Regions from separate parts of the Homo sapiens genome. Here region 1 is linked to region 2. Evidence: chromatin loops called from intact Hi-C (ENCODE). Cell type or tissue: PC-3. All regions are shown on one strand. Each heading gives the region's core, and the rest is flanking DNA. Links, peaks and the distances in the headings are about the cores only.

Region 1 (5,386 bases), core at 166-5,165, 110 kb after region 2:
GTAAACATATTTATAAAAATTTGAAATATCCCCCTGTCTAAAAGAAAGTAAACATATTTATAAAAATTTGAAATATCTCCCTGTCATCTTATTAATTTGTCACCTCAGCATGGATATTAAAAATGGATCTGCAAAGATACAGTAGTTAGTGTCTCCCACATTTTGTATCATTTTCATTGAATGGAATTTGTCATCAGTTGTAAACAATTATTTTATGTATTACAAAGAAAGAAAAAAAATGCTGCTAATTAAATTCAGATAAAAGTTGCTATCAGATTGCAAGATGCTTCGAGATCTCAGAAATGGTAAAATGTGAAAAAAATACATTTTAAAATTAATAAAATACAGTTTTTTATTTTGTTCATAGCATTTATCAGAAGTTGAAATGATCTTATTTATTTATTGCTTCTATTTTCTATCTTTCTCCTTTGGACCTGAAGCTCCTCGAAGGTAGATACTTTGCTTTATTCACATCTATATTCTCTGTCTAGGAGAGTATATGCACATAACAGGGACTATCCTTTGATGGCTGGCTATTGTTGTATACAAGGGAGGGATAAGAACCTGAGAAAAAGCTGGAATTCACTTGATGCCATTAAGCCACCCACTCAAGAAGGGTATAAATCCTAAATTTATCTCTCTCTCAAAGATATTTTTAGTTGTCCCCCTCTTAGTAGCAGAGAGTACACCTTACCCCATCACCAATACACACATTATCTTCCATTACTTGGATTATTCCTCCATTTTATTGGGGGGTATAGTCTAGCATTATTAGGGGTTATAGTCTAACATTGGTGAGTATTATCACCATTATACATCGTTGAAATACCTTGAAGATCCCCTGAGATGTTGAATACTAATAACATCTCTCAGCAATTCAAGCAACAGTCATGTTTTCCCCCAGGTTAGGAGCAGATCATTTTGATTCTTTTGATGAGCACCAGATAAAAGAAGTGGCTTTTACTTAGAAGTCATGCATATGAAGAAATATGTATCTCTAAATCCTAAAGTCAGACACAGTGTGGAGGGATACTTCCAGGGTGGAATGCAGGCCCGGAGGCCAACTTGAGAAGGAGCCAGTCTGGACTCCATTACAGGGACACAGGCTCATTGAGTGCAAGGCTGGCGGAATCGCATGCAGTATTTAGATGTTATTTCTACTTTCTTTCTCTTTCTTTATGTGGGTAGTGGAAGTAGAGTATGTCCTACTATGTCCTAAGTGCACAGGTTGCCACTCCATGTGATACATGCAGGAGACAAACAGCAGTGAGTCCCAGGTGAAACCCCACCTTTAAGCTGAGAAACCTGAAACCCACAGCCCAAAGTGAGATCTTCTATTCCTGTTTGCCCACTCTCTCCCAATTGGTTCTTACTGAATAATGCCTTTTTGCCAATCTAATATTGCCTTTTCCAAAACTACCTACAGCCTGCCCTGCCCTCCCTCCTGTGCCTATAAAGACTCCAGACTCGGTAGAGGGAAGAGAAGCAGCTTGACTGGACAGAGGTGACTTGACTTCAGAGGGATGGCAGGACTTTGGAGGAGAGACAACTTGACTTTGGAGAGACTGCTTGACTTCAGGGAAGAGCTGACCTGAGACAGCTGAACTTTGGGGGAAGATTACCTGCCTGTCCTGTCCCCTCTCCAGCTCTCCTCTCCACTAGAGCCATTTCCATTGCTAAATAAAATTCTCCACTTCCACCATCCTTCAAGTGTCTGGGCGACTTCATTCTTCTTGGATGCCGGACAAGAGCTGGGGACCTAATGAGTGTGGGTACCCAAAAAAGACTGTCACACTGGTCCTTTGATCTTGATGGCAGAGGGCAGTCACCCCATGTGAGGAGGCAAGGGGCCCACTGAGCTGATAACACATCACAAACACACCACTGAGCTGTTTGTCCACAAACAGCAGAGCTAAGGGAGCATTGTAACATGCCTTCTGAGGCTTTGGGGTCGCAGGCACCCTGCTGCAGGGCCTGCATGGAGTTTGCTTTTGTTGTTGCCCAAAGCAGCTGGCCAGACCCTGCACTCACTTTCTCACATGCTCCCTCCCAGAAGGAGTTGAGTGCAATGGCCCAAGTAAATAGGGTGCCCCCATTGCAAGTCCAACGAAGGGGTCAGGAAAAATCCTGGATCACATGGAACATGTTTATCTTACTTTGAATGCATGCTGGTAAGATCTTCTCTTTAATGAAGCTGATTCCTATGGCTTGCGCTGGATTAATCCGGAGGAAATCTCTGGGGATAGGGAAGCTCTGGATTTGGCTATATGAACATTGCAATTCCTAAAATGCTCTTATTCTCACCAGGAAAATAATATCACTAAGGTTCTTTGCATGTTTTTTGTTATTCTATTCACCCTTTAGTTCTGGGAACCCTAAAGAACCATTTGCTACTTCTGACAGTCGGGAAGCCACTGATACACAGCAGGTAAGATACCCTCAGACCAAAGCCCATGGTGGCCAGAAAAGTTCAGTTCCTGGACCAAGGGCCCAACAGTCATTCATTCATTGTGAAATATTTCTGCAGTATATGTTCATGGTATTGATATCATCACAATGTGTTATTTATTGAGTGCCATCTCTTCATGTTGGGCTATGTGGAACACATACCAGACTGGGCTTTTCTCCAAGGAAATGGAAATGGAATTCAGATGGTCATGATTCATGAGATAATATAAAAGCTAGTCATGTTGTTCAAACATAGTTTGCAATGAGATCAGCCTTGGAAGGCTCAGATAAAGGAAGAGTTTGATAAGAGAGGAAGGAGGGAAAGTTGCTTAGCCCTAAGGGAGCAAGATATTTTCAGGTATGGGGTACACCATGAAGGTCAGCACCAAAAGGAATAAAAAGGTGAGAGATGGAGGAGAGAATGCCAGGATCATATCAGTCATCAGAAAGGAGCCTTGTGGGAAGGAGCAGAATGAGAACAAGTGACCCAGCCCAGAGTTGTGTATTTGTGGTTGTATCTTGGTGCCATGTGCTGTTTTTCCGGGGGCAGGCTGAAAGAACATTTCCTGCCTTGTTAAGGGAAGTGACTCCACAAGGCTGTCCAGTCCAGGACAGGAGAAGAGAGTCATATCACATCTGTGCTGCTTTTTAATCTCTGCTTGGTTTTGTTTGTTCAAGTTAATGAAAATGATGTGCTGTTGTTGTGTAGTGATGCCAGAAAAAGCTTCACCAGAGACTTCAAAAATGTTTTTGGTACTGTGCCCATTTTATGTGGTTTCACTTTCCTCTGTCTTCTGTCCTCTCTGCTCTTTCACTCTCCCTTCCCCTGAAGCCCTTCTCTGATGCTAGTGAATTAATATTATGTGACTGGAAGGATGTTTGAAGAGAATTCAGGCTAAGCAGGCAAGGCAGCCCACAAAAGACAAAGTGATGGAAACATCTAAGGGTGAATGGAGTTATTATCATTTATAGTAGACCTATTTGTAGAACCATCCAATAGGAGCATGTAACTTACAGTTCCTCAAATTCATAGCTGGGGCTGATGAATTAGGATAAATATACCTCCATCTGGGAATAATTCATTGTAATTTATAAACTCCTTGAGGAAAGGAACTATGTCTTCACCTTCCTCAGTCAGTCCCCTGGGTACCATTGAATCTGTTTTGTCCATATAGTCTTTCAAAATTTATTAAGTATTAGGCACTGTGCTAAGGCACTGTGAGACACAAGAAATAATGGTAAGGCATCCTTACCCTCATGGAACTTAAAACCTTGGGAAAGAGGGTAAACAAGATAGAATGTGGTATCTGTGCTCAATAAGGTAAAATCAAAGAGTTTGGGGATCTTACTGATAAGGGGTATATATCTCTAAGGATTCCCAGTACCAACTGACAGAAACTCTACTGAAGCTGACTTAAAACACAAATGAGAATTTACTGGCCTCAGTCAACTGCAGAGTAAAAAGTAGCACTAGGTTTAGGCTGATCAGGTATTCAAACGATCTACCAGGTATCAGTCTTTCTATATTATTTTGACTCTGCCTTCCTATCAGTTGGGCTAATCTCAAGAAAGACTCTATCCATGTTGTAGCAAAGATAACCATTGGTAGCTCCATATTTAGGCTATACCACCAGAGTAAGAGTAGCAACAAAAGAGTATATATTCCAAAGAATTTCCAGCAAAACTCTCAGGGCTTCCTCTTGCGGGAGCAACTTTGGTGAAGTGCCTACACATTATTATTGTTGCCAGACAAATGAAGTAGACTGATCGGTGAGGCTTAGGTCATGTGCCGCTTCCCTGGAATGTAAAGGGTAGAGTCAGGTCCATGCAAATCACAGGACTCAGAGTGAAGAATAGGCATTTTTTCAAGTGAAAATCAGGGTTATCAGAACAAGAGGGCATGAATGCTGGGTACATGAAAGCAACAGTGCTTCAGAGCTATCCCAAAAAATTGGTGGAAATTTATGAAGGAATAATTGTGACTCCCCAAAGATATATGAGTTTGAGAGATGGACATGAGGACTGGGGGAAGATAAATTCCAGTCCTTTCACTTGCACATAAAAGAGCTTAGTCACATGGGCACACCTAAGTGCAACAGGGGGCTGGGCAATGTAGTTCCTAGCTGTGCCTTCATAACACCACACTAGAGTGAGACCATAGAGTCTGATGAACAGACTCTATTGTTCCCATTACAAGGGGGAATTTAGGGAGGTGTTGGGATTTTTAGAGGAGTTGATGGTTGAGGCGACGTCTGAAAGAAGAGTAGGAATTAAGCAGAGAAGGAGTGGGTGGTAAGGTGAGAAGGGTGGTAAGGTGCATGTGTGTTCCACATTTGGGCTGGAGAGGCAGTGATCTAGGGAGAAGTATATACAGGTTTAATTACAGGTATGAGTGGAAGGATTTACACCCAAGCATTAACACTGTCACTTTAGGAGTAAGGCAGGAAGAAGAGAAGAGGAAGATCACTATTTTTTTTTAACTTGACACAGTAAACTTGTATTGCTGTTTTAACATTTTAGTCCTGTAAAATTCAATGAGAGATTTGCAGAAAGTGGTACCTAATATAAAAGATGTTTAGATTTGAAAGAGAACTTGGGTATTATTCCTAGAAGCTGAGAATGATATAGTAACTTTGTAAAATCTCATTCAAAATAAACAAATTTTGAGATCCGAATGCAAGTTAACTGGTTAATTTGTTTAAAAGTATGTGGTTTTATAGTTGCCCTCAACCATCATTTATATTTTCCCCAGATTTTCTTTGTGTGAATAACTGCTATTCATTGAGCATGCACTGAGCACCTGGCACAGTGCTGGGCCTTAGAAATACAGCAATGAACATGGCATTTGTGAACTCTGGACTCATAGAGCTTCAGTTTGGCTTTAATTTGTTCATTAATGTCTGTCAACTAATGAAGGCAATGTAAATAATATATAAAC
Region 2 (5,386 bases), core at 210-5,209:
ACCCCTGCAACCTCCCACCACTGTTAAAATATCTGTTATATGAAAATTTCTCAATATCTAAGACACGTTAAATGAGTAATGAGTAAATGACTCATTCTCATACTACAGAACTCAAGAGATTGTTGACGCCAGTAGACAGAATACTGATCTGATAATCCTGTGACCTTGTTTCTAGAAGGAGATCTAACCAGTTTTGTGAACTTGGGCTACTCAATCTGCCTATGCTGCTCTTTTCTCAGGTGTAAGAGTGAGAGTTTGTCTAGAACAGTGCTTCTGTAAGTGCGTATGTGTGTTCTGTAACACCAGTCCTGAATATGTCATTCAAAAATATGTTCTGAGATTATATTCATTTCAGAATTGCTATATATCACCTCCTTGAATATTAGAAAGTTGAAGGCTCTGACAAGTCCTGAAATTAATAAACTGTTTTTCTTGACCTAATAGATTTTTTAAAGGCAGAGGTAGCATATTGGTAGTTCCCTAGAGAACCTAATGAGGAAATCACTAGTTGAACTTTCTGAGGAGCTTGGCTGCCATTGCAAATCTCTGTAGCTCTAATGCCAGCTACTGTAGGTACAGAGGTGAATAGGGTAAGATTTCTGCTTTTCAGGCATATAGAATCAAATGTGGGGGAGAGACACAAATAAATGTGATATAGTGGCAATTGTAGATTTAAGGTCTGTTCAAATAATAATGGACTTGAGGACTGAGAAGCAAGTAAATCTGCCCAGAGTGGGGGCAGAGGATGAGGAAGGGAAGGCTCCACAGGGATGTTGCAATAGAGAAGGTGGGAAAGGATATTCCAGGCAGAAGGAACAAGGCATAAAATCCAAAGGTGTGTTCTAGGCCTGGGAAATAATTCTGTGGTTATGGAGCCTAGAAGTGGAGGCTGCCTAGGAAGAAAGGGGAGGGACAAAATTCTGGAAAGTGGGTGGAGGACTTGTTTGCTGTGTGCTGTAAATGCTACTTTAAGGAATCTGAACTTTATCTTGTAGGTAAAAGGAAAATATCCTTAGATTGGGTTTTCATCATTATCATTACCTAATCAATAAGTATTTCTCAAAAAGAATTTTAAAGTGCTAAGGCAGAGAGGAACTGGGAGAAACTGCCAGGGAAATTAATTCTCATTCTATTGACACAGCTCAAGTAAGAAATGATAAAGGACTGAATAATGAAATGCAAAAGGATGAGATGGAAGAAATAGTTTTGACAGTAATTTAGGAGCTACACAGACCAGTAAGAGTGATTGGATGGAAAGAAAGAGAAATACAAAATATCTGTACAAATTCAGCCTGGGAGAGTGTTGTGTGATTATAACATTAATAGGAATAGGAATTTCCAGGAGTGAACTGTTTCATATAGGTTTTGAATTAGACTAGGGGTTCTATTACACAGTCATTCTCCTGTACAAACACATCCATTGATTTTTGTGTTACAGAGTTCAAGAGTGATTCAACTAAAGACTACACAGTATTCTTTTTAAGGATGTTCAGCATCCACCAAAATATCTATTTCAAACTAAAATTTGGTAGTATTCAATACATTCTTTTCAACAAAGCAGCATTTAAATCTGTAATTTTTTTTTAATTTTAGCCTCTGATAAATAATCATTTCTGGGACTATGAATCAATTTTGGTTTTCATTCAATCTGAAATTATTCTTTCAGCCTTGGATTATTCTATATACAAAATATCTCAATAGAAGGTTGTGAAACTATCCATTTTCTAGTAGGAAAGAGAACACAAACAATTTTAGTGATGATTTATATATTAAGCCATTATTTTTGGAATTAATCCTAAATTTGGCCTTTAACGCTATATATTATTGTTGATAATGCATTAAAATATATTGTATTTGTAGTCAGGGAGTAGAATTGTTTCAAAAACATTGTATGCCAGTGAAAATTAGAAATAATATTTTTCTTTTGTAAGGAGTTCATGCTTGCTTATCGTGTAAAACTTAGCAAAGATTCTAAAGAATAATTTTCTCAACAACCTTTTAAAGTAGAGGGTTCTTTTATTTAGGGGGAGAAGAACTCCCTTTGAGAGGCAGGATGTGGAAACTAACATGACCCAGGCTGTTTACACAAAGCAGTCCACACCTCCCTGATGATGTCGGAGCATTTTGCCTTTACCTGAGACAGCTGCCTTCTATTAGCACTAGAAACAAATAGTAAAATCTATGGTCACTGATCCATGACCACCTTCCCATTTTGAATTTTTTTGTCCGGGAGGACCTGGAATCCAGAAACTGAGTTGGTGGAGAACAGCTGTTGCTAGATACAATTTATCAGAGGAAGGAAATTACAGTGTCCACCTTAAAAACAAACCAAGCTATCAGAATGACTACGCATTATAAAATGAAAACAATGTTGCAGTCAGTGCCACTTTATGATTTCTTTCCCTTTGTATCATAAAGAAATAAAGATAAAAAGCAAATGGTCTTATCATGATAGGCAAGGCTGCCTCTCCCTCTGCAATTTCTGTGGTGTATTTACGGCAGCTCTGGAATTCTTTTGAAATAAATTTAGATGTTTTGGAGGGCAGATACATGTAATGGTTATTTTACTATTCTAGGTTTAATGATAACAGGTTGCTATGTCTAAGCTTTGATATTTTGCAGATTTCTAAATGCATTTTATTGCATTTAGAAGGAATTTTGTAGTATTGAGAAAATGCAATGCAAAAATGAGTAGAGATACAATGTCCATTTAACTCAGAACAAAACAACCTTATTTCCCCATAGTTGAAATGGAGGGCGGGGAAGTCAGGCAGTGGTTTCTGAAAGCCAAGAACTTAGTAGCACTGTGCCATTCTCTTGCCTGATCCAGTGCCATTCCCTTCACTTGATATCTGTTTACTTTAGAGGAGGCAGTTTTTGAGAAAGGATCATAAATATCCTGGCCCAGTGCCCCAGGAGCTATGACAAGCAAAGGAACATACTTGCCTGGAGATAGCCTTTGCGATATTTAAATGTGTGAGTTAATAGCCTTTGAGATATTTAAATGTGTGGGTTAATAGCCTTTGCGATATTTAAATGTGTGGGTTAATTTTTTTATCCAGTTTAATAACTTTTTATTCCTCCCTCTACTTCTTTGCTTTCTCTTTCTGCTCTGAAGCCGTGGATACAGAAATCTCTGCAGGCAAGTTGCTCCAGAGCATATTGCAGGACAAGCCTGTAACGAATAGTTAAATTCACGGCATCTGGATTCCTAATCCTTTTCCGAAATGGCAGGTGTGAGTGCCTGTATAAAATATTCTATGTTTACCTTCAACTTCTTGTTCTGGGTAAGTGTTTTCCTTTTAATTATCAATTTTATGCAAGAAAGGGGATCTTGATATAAATATCATAAACAAGAACAGACTGTACACTAGAGAAATAAGAGAAGGGGGAAAATGTATTTTCCATGTACTTGTTTGGATTTGTTTGTTCTTTCTTTGGTTATTTCAGTAATTGAAAATGAGCCAAGGACTCAAAAAAGTGCACTTCAGAATGTGAGGATAAACATTTCATAAATGTTTTCATATTGCTGCAAAAAAAAATCACAGAGGAACACAAATGCCCCTTAATTAAAGGACAATTTTCCTTAGTTGTATATCAAGCAGGCCTCCCTAATTTAAGGACTCTGTGGTAAAAACATGGTCTGATTCCATCCGGAGCCCGGGTCCTGATTCCCGCCCTTCACTTCTGGGTTTGAACAGGTGAATCGCAGGGTGTGGGACAATAAAGATCATTTTCAGAGCCTCAAAGACAAAAAAAATGGGTCATGAAAAACTTGAGGGGGAAATGATAAAATTCCTAAATCATAAGAAAATCAAACTAAGACCGTGGATATATATATGTATTGGCATTTTAAAGTCAGTATTTTGATGTGTCATCACCCTACCTTTTAATTGACAGGATTTGTATTTTAGCAATTTGTTATGTTTCTCTTGAAAGTCCATTGACATAGACATAACCAACAAATTGATAACTGATATCTATCAATAGATAATGGAAAAACAAGGTATGAAAAGAGCAGGCTGGGATGTTGGGACATTGACCTTATCATTTTTAGCATATATGGTACAATTAAAGATTGTTTAAATGTCAATCAGTGGAAATAGCACAAAGTATTTAAATGAAAAAAGTATTTTGTATACTGGATTAAAAGCTACCTTATCCACTCCAAGGATGAAAGAACTCTGGTTTTGTTTTTGTACCTGATCTTTAGTAAACAGACATCTCATACCTATGTGTTGCTATATTTCTGTTCTATTAAAATAATGATGAACTTAATTAAACTTAACTACATGAATACAGCTTTATTGTATAGACTGATTTTCCATTCAATGATCAGTAGTGCTAATGAGTACAAATGGATATATTGGTGACTTTTAAATAAGTAAGTAAATATTTAAAAAAGTAAAATAAAGAAGGCAAAAAAAATGGGCTGCTGTTTTTAGGTTAAAAAAATGGGCTGCTTTTGCAAATATTTAATGTAGCTCATGCTACATATATGCCAGTTTTTTAGTTAGTTCTGATACATTTCTTCCCTTGAGATACTTAAATTGATTAAACATTGGGAGCAGGTTATACAAAAAAAGAAAGACCTGTATTCTTTGGTTTTGTTTTGTTTCTAGTTTTTTTTTTGTTTGTTTTTTTTTTTTTTTTTTGGAGAACTTTGAATATTCACTAAAGAAGATAGGATAGGTAATCAACTCCATTGGCCAGCCCAGGTGGCCACAGAAAGATGGCCAATCTTTCTCCATTTTTACTGTATTCACTTCCCCCACCCCATATTATTTTGAAGCACATCTCAGATATATAATTTTGTCTGTAAGCATTTTAGTATATATCTCTGAAACATAATAATTCTTGAAAAAATGTAACCACAACCAGGCGCAGTGGCTCACGCCTGTAATCCCAGCACTTTGGGAGACCGAGATGGGTGGATCACAAGGTCAGGAGTTTGAGACCAGCCTGGCCAGCATGGTGAAACCCTGCCTCTACTAAAAATATGAAAAATTAGCCGGGCATGGTGGCACGCCCCTGTAGTCCCAGCTACTTGGGAGGCTGAGGCAGGAGAATTGCTTGAACCTGGCAGGGGGAGGTTGCAGTGAGCCGAGCTCGCACCACTGCACTCCAGCCTGGGCGACAGAGTGAGATTCCATCTCAGAAAAAAAAAAATGTTACCACAATATCATTATTACACTTTAAAAATTTAATAAGAATTTTTTAAATCAATTGTCAAATTGATTTGACAATTTTAATCAAACTGTCAAATTTGAGCCCATTCAGGGCTGAAATTTCCGATTACCTCATAAATGTTCCTGTTAGAATCAGGATCTAAATAAGGTCCACACTGTGTGGTTGGTTAATATATGTTTCATGTCTATTTTAATCT

What was found. Hi-C counts contacts between places; a loop is a spot of excess contacts. Peaks named below come from ENCODE experiments on the same cell type or tissue, not always from the same donor. Only the 100,000 strongest peaks of a DNase experiment are listed, where the experiment ranks them.
Region 1: it touches region 2 in a loop (2.0-fold over the local background); 1 of 110 quality-filtered maps calls a loop at or near these places.

What each region holds. Positions count from the first base shown.
Region 1 is chr12:71,043,720-71,049,105 of GRCh38, reverse strand. No RefSeq gene overlaps it. Among named protein-coding and RNA genes, the nearest start is that of TSPAN8, 110 kb to the left of the region's middle. In PC-3, for the core only: no CTCF peak of the experiment used is centred there; DNase peaks (open chromatin) are centred at 2,675 and 3,035; H3K4me3 peaks cover 413 bases; H3K27ac peaks cover 1,678 bases.
Region 2 is chr12:71,155,520-71,160,905 of GRCh38, reverse strand. It overlaps TSPAN8 (tetraspanin 8), which reads left to right and starts at 2,907. Exons shown (of 9, transcript NM_004616.3): 1 at 2,907-2,976; 2 at 3,119-3,287. The coding sequence starts at 3,228. In PC-3, for the core only: no CTCF peak of the experiment used is centred there; a DNase peak (open chromatin) is centred at 2,865; H3K4me3 peaks cover 1,555 bases; H3K27ac peaks cover 3,005 bases.